Regions from separate parts of the Homo sapiens genome. Here region 1 is linked to region 2. The links are chromatin contacts, found by Hi-C or POLR2A ChIA-PET in ENCODE. All regions are on one chromosome and are shown on one strand. The core of a region is the stretch at or near the end of the contact, and the rest is flanking DNA. Distances in the headings are between cores, read along the strand shown.

What was found. A loop is a pair of places that touch in the nucleus more often than their neighbours do. ChIA-PET counts read pairs that join two places held with the same protein, here RNA polymerase II (POLR2A). Pooled maps may share reads with other maps.
Region 1: POLR2A ChIA-PET joins it to region 2 with 15 read pairs in WTC11. The contact joins the promoter of VMA21 here to the promoter of GPR50 in region 2. A Hi-C loop is called at or near these places in 1 of 50 pooled maps. POLR2A ChIA-PET finds 5 or more read pairs at or near these places in 4 of 52 experiments (HEK293T, WTC11 and activated B cell).

Annotation. Positions count from the first base shown.
Region 1 is chrX:151,395,464-151,399,856 of GRCh38, reverse strand. VMA21 (vacuolar ATPase assembly factor VMA21) reads right to left here and starts at 2,651. Exons shown (of 3, transcript NM_001017980.4): 1 at 2,496-2,651. The coding sequence starts at 2,548. RefSeq lists enhancers at 2,101-2,160, 2,221-2,370 and a silencer at 2,651-2,810.
Region 2 is chrX:151,173,975-151,178,642 of GRCh38, reverse strand. GPR50 (G protein-coupled receptor 50) reads right to left here and starts at 2,059. Exons shown (of 2, transcript NM_004224.3): 1 at 1,735-2,059. The coding sequence starts at 1,921. It overlaps GPR50-AS1 (GPR50 antisense RNA 1), which reads left to right and starts at 807. Exons shown (of 3, transcript NR_135300.1): 1 at 807-1,266; 2 at 1,768-1,848; 3 at 2,373-3,445. RefSeq lists enhancers at 2,426-3,394, 3,395-4,364.

The DNA of each region.
Region 1 (4,393 bases), core at 1,402-3,901, 220 kb before region 2:
TAACCTCATGCCTATTTCTTGATCACATGCTCTGCACATGTGTGAGAAATTAAATGCTTACTGCTGTAAAAAAAAAAGTTCTAATATTTTCTTTTGGTACTTAAATGGATCATCTTTTAGCAGGCCTCATTTTGGTTATTACTGAGCTATACAACTCTCATTTAATATACATAAGCTCCCTTAAACTGTTTCCTACTAGTAAATTTTTAGAGAAATTTATTGTGTAATCCTCATGAAGAGTATGAGTGTCTGCAGTGGAGAATCTACAAAAAATACAAAGAGTCACTAATTGGCCAATTCTTTTGTGCACCCTAAAAAAAGCACTTGACTTTGGTGTTTCTATGGTGAGTAAAAAAGTATGTTTTAGGAATGCAACTTTCAGATTATCTAACTTGTTAAAGGAACAGAAAGGAAGTGTTAACTGATTGTTTTGTTCTTTACATGACCTCTCTTGAGTATCTATTATCTGGTCTGGCTTTTAAAAAGTTTATTATTGAAAAGATGATATAACACCATAAAAATGTTTTAAAGTAAACAAAATCACCTATAATCCCACCACCCAAATATAACCTTTCTACATATTAATTTCTAGCCCCCACACAATCTATACACAGCATACCTTAATAATTTATGGCTAATTCCTTCTCACTTCTCTCTTTACCTCAAACTTCAAAAATGTGACTACTTTTCTGTGTTGTGACCTCACTAATATGGGACTAAGCATTAAGTCAAAGTGTACATACAAACTTTTGAAAACTAGCAAACTTCCTCTACTGTTTATAGGACATTTTCTCCCTGGATTCCAGCCACAAGAGCTGTTGGTTTTGCTGATGCAAGCCACCTTGGGTAAAATCAGTGGCTTATCCAAGACAAAGCAACTGATGCTATTCAATTGATTTATCCTATGTATCTTTGGGTGTTACTGAGCAGAGATTTGTTAGAAGTGAGGAATGAGAAAGGCTGGAATTAAAGTTGTCCTCACACAAAGGAAAAAGTTCAGGATGAACCTTAATCTGCCTCCATTTATAACACCACCTAGTTTTCCCACTTCATACAAACTTCTGCAGCCAACATTGAGCAGACAGAGCCTACCACATTCCCTTTTGTAGCAAGTAAGACAACAGGAATTCTTTCTCCCACAGTCAAGATTTCACTGCAAATTCCATTAGGAAACCAGAATCAGTCTAGAAGGACTATGCTGTAAGTGTATCTAATAAAAATATGTTGGTATTCTCATAAATGAATAATTAAAAAAAAACCCACATTGAGGCTGGATAAAGAAAATGCGGTACATATACACCATGGAACACTATGCAGCCATAAAAAAGAATGAGATCATGTCCTTTGCAGCAACATGACTGGAGCTGGAAGCCATTATTCTAAGCAAATTAAGACAGGAAAAGAAAACCAAATACTGCACGTTCTCATAAGTGGGAACTAAACAACAAGAACAGATGGACACTAGGAGAGGAACAACAGACAGTGCGGTCTACTTGAGGGTGGAGGCTGGGAGGAGGGAGAGAATCAGAAAAAACGCCTATCGGGTACTATGCTTATTACCTGGGTGACAAAATTACCTGTACGCCAAGCCCCCGTGACATGCAGTTTACCTATATAACAAACCTGCGCATGTACTCATGAACCTAAAATAAAAGTTAAAAAAAAAAAAAAAAAACTCACAATGACCCTGTCGGAAAGAGAAGGCATCACAGAGCTCCAAAGATCGTGGGCTTTGGAGTCAGTGAGCTTGGTCAAACGTTAGCTTCAATTACATACTAACTTTGTCGCCTAATTCTGTAATCACTCACCCTCAGTTTCAAGTCACTTACCCTCAACTGCATCCTCTTCAAAATTGGGAAATCAAGCAGTTAGAGAAATTAAGAATTCTGACAATGTATGTAAAGCACGTGCACTGAGCCTGGCATACAGTAGGTCTTAACGAATGATAGCTAACTCCCTCACCACTCCCTTGCCTACTGGGGTGGGCCAGAACCACCTGCTCTCTCATACATTCCTTCAACTCAGTCACCAGCCTCTATCTTACTGATTCCCCAAGTGAAGCAATCTCACACCAGGGGACTATTCCCTTCTACTCCTTCATTCATACAGCAAACATTTATTAAGCCCCGACTATGCAGGCCCCCTAGGGAACACGGAGATGAAGGAGACTGCATTCCTGTCCTCAGAAGGCTGACCCTGCGGTAATGAAAGAGACTGCAATATAGACACAGCGAGAGAAAGTGCTAGGATAGGAGCATGAGCTGAAGGCCCACTGACCTATTCCCCATGACCCCGGATCCCTTGTTCCCGAGCGAAAGTTCGGGGCCGGGAGTTTAGACGTCTCAGGCTCCAACCTGCTTTCCCCGCCCCCTTCCCTGAGGCCAGGTCCCCGGGGTCCAGACCTCACGCCCACCCATTCAGCTAGGGCCTTCCCTCAAGCCCTGCTCCAGGCTGGGGCCAGTCCGCCTCGCGGTCCAGGCCCCGCTCAGGGCTACCTGAACTCAGGAGGCTGCAGTGCGTTCAGCGCCGCCTTATCCGGGCGCTCCATGGTGTAGCCGTGCCGGCACAGGCGCTCGGCGGCGGAGCTGGGCTCGGCGGCCGCGCTCAGTAAGCTCCGCGAGGGAACGGCCGAGGCGGTTCGCACCGGAAGTAGCGGTTCGCGCCGGAAGTGCCCGTTCGCGCCGGAAGTGCCCGTTCGCGCCGGGCGGCGGGCCACAGTACGCAGGCGCGGCGCGGCGCGGCGCGCCGCAGCGACGCAGGGCTGTTGCCGGCGCGGGGGCGGGCGCTCACATGACTTACCGGCGGTGGCTCCGCGGCGTGCGCCCTGCCAGGAGGGGCCTGTGCTCGAGGAGCAGGCCTGGCGAGTAGCCCAGCCACTCCACGTTGAGCCGGGACTTGCCGCGCAACATGGTCCTCCTGGGCGGGCGGCGGCTACGCCGCCCCCTGAACTCGCGTGAACACTGGTCCTCGTCTGCGTCTCGGTCGCTGAGCTGGGGGCCGCAAGGAGACCCGAGCATATGAGCCGCGAAGAGGGACTACCAGCCAGAGGGCTGTGGTGCTAGGCAACTGAGCGTATTCCGCCGACGACAACACAAAAAAGCAGTGCGCATTATTTCGCCACTACTTGAGCAAATAAATGCCTCATTAATTACTGCCCGCAGTGGTAGGAAGTCAAGCCCTTGGCAGCTGGGAGGAGTTAAAACACTCACCCGAGTCCGTAAAACTAGAGAATGTCAGAGTTCAAAGAGCTCTTGCTGAGAATGACTGTTCCAGACTCGATGCCAGTGACCCCCAACTTCCACTTAAAAGTTAAAAACATATTTTGCAGCTGCTCAGAAAGCCGCCAATGAGACAACAGGGACTCAAATAGTAAGAACAGATGGGCCTCCCGGGCCTGCGCAACCCGAGAGAGGTAAAAACGAAAGGGTGGGTAAGTCTGGAGTCAGGCTTGACAAAATTAAGTTGCCACTGGCTGCTAATAAGAGGACAGCCCTTAACATGGTCAGCGCCTGGAAAGGGCCGCTGACCACACAGCTATTTTCTGCACCACATGGATACAAAGACCACATCTGAAATCATGACTAAACCAGCAGCTTAGAGTGGTGGAAAGGGCAATGGACTGGGCAGCAGGAAGTCCAGGTTTTAGTTCAAACTGAATAATCCCCCTCTAGGGCTGACTGTGCTGGCTCACGCCTGTAATCTCAACACTTTGGGAAGCTGAGGCAGGAGGATTGCGTGAGGCCAGTAGTTCCAGAGCAGCTTGGGCAGCATAGCAAGACTCCGTCTCTAAAAAACAAACTGTAAAATATTTAATAAAAATAATAGTAATCTCTATCTGGGCCTCATCTAGACCTTTAGGTGAGTAAGAACCACCTAATGTAAGAACTTGGGGTACAAAGAGAATCTAGCTCTGGGGTAGGCAAACTGAGCCAGCCGACCTAATACATGGAGCCTACCACCTGTTTTTCTACAGCCCTGAGGTAAGAATGGTTTTTCCTTTTTAAATTGTTGAAAACGTCAAAAGAATAACATGACACGTGAAATTTATATGAAATTCAAATTTCAGCGTCTATTGATAAAATTTTATTGGAGCTCAGCCATTCTCATTTGTTTGTATTATCTACAACAGCAATGTTGAGTAGTTGTGACAGAGACGGTATGATCTGCAACGCCCAAAATGATCTGCAATGCCCAAAATTCTTACCATCTGACCCTTTTACAGAAGAGTTTGCTGACCCCTGCTCTAGCTAATCAGCCTGCAGTGAGGTCCTTCAATCCCTAGGGACCCATAAATGTAGTAATGGTGGTTCTGAAGGCAGTTTTTAATATTTTTAAAAACCTAATGAATCTATTTACTGTTAGGCATCCAAAGCTACTTAAAATATCACCGTTC
Region 2 (4,668 bases), core at 810-3,309:
TGTCAGCACTCGGCCTCAGCACTTTCTACCGAAGAGGTTCTTTCTATGGTTTTCCGGCAGAGTAATGAATTCAGGGAAATACAGCCGAAAAGAGAAGGGGCAAAGCCTTAAAAACAAAACCACAACAACCATAAAAGCCTTTATTTGAATTATAGAAGGAAGGAAGGAGAAGGAGAAAAAGAAAGAAAAGAAATCTAAAGGGAATAAAATGGGCTTCGCAGGTCGCCCCCAGGATTCCGTGGGTTTGCACCTCGGGACCGCACCGCGGGGGTGAAGGTGAAGACCTAGTGTATGGCCCCACGATTCCAGGAGACGAAGGAGAAATCGGAGACACCCACCAGACTTTGTAAGAAAACTTTTAATGACTGTGTGCCAGTCAGTGCGTTTTTAAACTTGTTCAGTGTTCGTGACTCCTTGCCCAAGCAAAGTAATCCCCCAGACCCCGGCCGCCACCTCTCCCCCACGCCCTGCCCGGGAGAATCCAGCTGGTCTCCCCACCCTCTCAGACCCCCTTCGGTCCCCACTCCTAGCCCCAGCCGATCGAGAATCTGGCGGTGGAAATTCCAGGCGCCGCCCCTCCCTCCCCCGGCCTGAACTCGGAGTTTGGGCGCCTTTGCCCCTTCCCCTCCCTTCCAGAGCCCTCTCCCGCCCAACCTGTAAGCCGGACTAGCTGCTCTGCAGTGTCTGCCGCCCCCACCCCCAGCACAGGTCGCAGCGCCCGGCATCCTCCCACGCTTCCCTCCTGCCCTGCTCGCCGCCGGCCCCCGGCCCCCGGCCTCCTCCCGCTCGGCAGTGGCTAGCAGCGGGGGAAGTCCCGCCTGCGGCTCCCAGACCCCAGCCCTTTGCAGCCTCTCTGAGTCCCCCATCGCCGCCTCTGAGCTCTCCCGTCGCCCTCCCGCCAATCCCTACTCGGTTTTGCTGCCTTCTATCCCTCCACCCCCAGCAACGCCCAGCTCCCAAGCCTCTTGGCCGGCCCGCCCTGCGACCCCCCAGTTCCCCGCTTACGGACCTTGGGATCTCCGCTGCCGCCGCCGTCGCTGCCACCGCCTGCTGTGCCCGACCCGCCGCTTGCCTCTCTCTGCCGTTCGCCCTGGGACGGGCGGACGGAGCTCGGCTCCGGCGGGCTCAGACCTCCCTGCTCGATTCTCGGGCGCGGGGGTCTGTGCTCCGCCGCCCGGGATCTGCCCGGGAGCCGTCCTGGAGCCCCAGGGCCGCGGCGAGCGGGCTCTTGGCCCGGCTAGGGAGAGGCCACTGCGTTGCGCTCTGGTAAGGGCCGCCGCGGCCGCCGCGAACTTAACTTTCACAGAGCAGGTCGCAGCCCCGCTGCTCCCTCCGCGTCAGTTCGGTCCGCGCTGCCTCAGCGCGGCCGCCCTTGCGGCGTCCGGCTCGGCTTGCTGTCCCCGGGCGAATCGCCTGACTCTCCCGCTCGGGTGCCGGCTCCCTCCGCATCAGGCCCCGACGGGACAGGGATCCTCGGGCTGCCGCGCACCACGGGAACGCTTTGTACTTGGATGCCCAAAGCTAATTCTCTGTGCTCTCTCGGCCTTGAGAACCTCCACGTTTAGAGGGCCGGGACAGAATACTACCACCCCCAGGCTTGCGGGGAATTTGGGAGCAGGGATGTTCAATATGAGGGCACTGTCCATAGATTCTCTATTCGGGGAGCTCAAAAACTAACGCCCTAGGGGTTGCAAGTCTCTGCACACTGGGTAGGGAGAAGAAGGGGTGGCTTACCAGAATTCCGGAGCTTCTTGTTCTTCGTCACAGCCAAAATGACCATGGAGTTGCCGATTAGGTCTACAACGATGGTGATAACCATCGCGCAGAACATAAAGATGATTAGAGCCGGTGGGTATTCTGGCTGGGGTAGCTTACAGCCAATACAGCCATAGGGGGTGGGAACCGCTAGGGTGGGCCCCATGTTGCTCCTGGGGATCGTTAAGATCTCCCAGCAGGCTCAGGATCAGCAGCCAGGTCCAGACAGCAAACACCTGTTCTGTCACCAGGAGCTCCAGGAAAGCGTGCCTCCCTCTCTGAGAGTCAGAGAGCAAATGACAGCATCCCGCCCCTCTCCGATGAGCTTTTAAAGCCTCAAGAGGCGGCTAGCCCCACCCCAAATCCCTCCCCCCGACCAATCAGACCTCCCTGAATACCCCCCCCTTGGCTACCCCCTCTTATTGGACAAATCCACATTGAGGTGTCATCTTGCTTCCGACTGCCTTGTATGTACTTCCTCTCTAGCCAGCCTGCCCTGCCTCTCAATCTCCCAGGTACCTTGCAAGCATCATGACTAGCTCGGAGTCCACCCCACACCCCCTCCACCAGCCCCTGTGCATTCGTTTCTAGCAAGTTCTTCTCCCTCTCTCCTCCAGTGCAAACACCTGGCAAAGAGATGTAGATTGCAGAGCCGGAGCACAGAGTCTTTCATAGGATCCAGTGCTAGACCAAGCCAGTCCACAGCCCCCAGCAGGGTATAGGGGATAGCCGGTGGCCCCTTGAACGCTAGATGCTTGCCTCTGCAAGTATCCTTGTGAGGTCCATCCCACGCCCCATGCCCTTGCCTGTCTAGAGCCTTCTGTGTCCCGCGGGGAACAGGGGACTACTGCTGGGAGCTCCCACCCCCAATCTGGGTCCCTAATCCCTAGGGAACTTAACCCCGCTCCCTTTCTCGCCAGGAGCCTCTTGGCTCCCTTAGCGGCAGCTGCGAGTAGCCGCTCAGTCCGGTCCAGGTCTTGCACTCTCCATAAAGAGATGTACCCTGCGCCCGACTCTGGAAGTGGGGAGCGGGTCTGCACCCTGGGACCTAGGGAAGGCATTGGTGGCCACTCGGTCCTCAGTTTGGGGGCGAACGGGAGCGGGAGCTCGTCTCCTTTCCAGCTGCCGGCAGCCAGGCGGCGGAAGCCAAGGGACGCTTTGGGAAAAAGTAAAACAGGCAATAAAGCTCTTCTCTTGGGTCCCCGCTTCTCAAGGAAACTCAGGACGAGAGGCTCTGACGCCTCTCCCTCTCGGGATGCTCGGCATTCTCTACTGAGCGGCACGGGGCAGTCAGGAAGGCTGAAGGAGCTGCGCCGCAGCCGCGGGAAAGGTGCGGAGGTGTCACGCGGCTAAACCAAGAAGCCTCTGGCTGACCGGCGATCCCTGCCTCAGTCAGGATTCCTCTCGGTCTTTCTCCTTTCCCATGCCCTTCTGGGGTTCTCGTTTCGACCCCATCCCTCTCAGGCCTCCCCCCTCGCCCTCCACACCGCGGATCTCTGTCCCCGTGCGTCACAGTTCCCCTGCGGTGCGCCCAGGATCTCGCTCCGCGGGGACCACGGAAAATTCGAATATTCGGGCAAAACTAAAGGGGCGTGATTCGGACACTCGTTCCCTCAATAACCTTGGTCACGGGAATGGATTTCTGCCGGCTACTAAAAGTTACGGCTCCTGTCGAGAAGCCTTTCAAAATCTCAGTAAACACCTTGAAACTTGTTCCAGACTAGTCTTCTTGCCACAGTAGGGGAGAGGGGTTGCACTGGCCGGGAGCGCCATCGTCTGGACACAGCAGCCCTCTTGCCCCGGGGTGGGTGGGGGGACGGACAAGGCGGGGTAGGTAGTAGGGGCCTGTTACGCGACGAACTTCAACATTCAGATACCTTTAACGAAAAAAACAGACACTGTTGAAAACCAAGATTGCACACACTGTCTCTAGCTATAAAGCCTAAACTGGAAATGTGTCTCCTTGTTTGAAAATGAAGCCCCCACCCCAATCCTGCGGCTTTCGCGTCTGTGAACTGAATCCGGCGCGAATTACAATCTCCCGCCTGGAGGCTTTTCACATTCATTATCTCACTGCCCCTCGCTGGCTGGAACTCCCGGCCGCGCGCGCTCGCATTTTTTTCCGTAAGTGCAGACAGTGAAGGGGCTCCGCTGTCCTCCCCACACAGCTGTGCGCCCTGTAAAGAGGCTGTCAGTCAAAAGCCCGTCCGCGCAGTGGAGTATTTTGTAGGATGCACATCAGGCTGTTCTTGCTGGTTCCCCGAGAGTTTGGATCCCTTCACTTGTGGGAAGGGGCGATTTTGAATTCAAATAAGTAAACAAAATACATTTGAAGGAAAAAACGAAACACACCTTCTAGTGACTTAAGACACTAGACTCCCCCTGCCCCAAACAAACCTGTAAGGAGAGCTTGCAAACCTTGCAGGCATTGCTACACTCCAGTGTACTGCACTTCTGAGATGAGGTGGCTAGAGCCCCCGGGAATTCCCCGCGGATGTGGCCTGAACATCCCTGGGATTGAGGAGCAGGCAGGAGAGCAAGGGTGAGCTGACTCCCTGGCCCCTACCCCTGCTTGGACACTACTTGACTGTGACCTGGTGGGACTTGGTTTTTCAATACTAGACAAGTGGAAAAGGTGAATATTTTAATGATCTAGGGGGACAGAATTATGTATCCGGTTAAAATAATTTTCTTATTTTTATGAACTCGTCTTAATAAAGATTCTGAACATGGCCCCAGTACTAAGAAAATCAGATATTGACAAAAAAATTAGCCGGGCGTGGTGGCGGGCGCCTGTAGTCCCAGCTACTAGGGAGGCTGAAGCAGGAGAATGGCGTGAACCCGGGAGGTGGAGCTTATAGTGAGCCGAGATCCCGCCACTGCACTCCAGCCTGGGCGACAAAGCAAGACCCC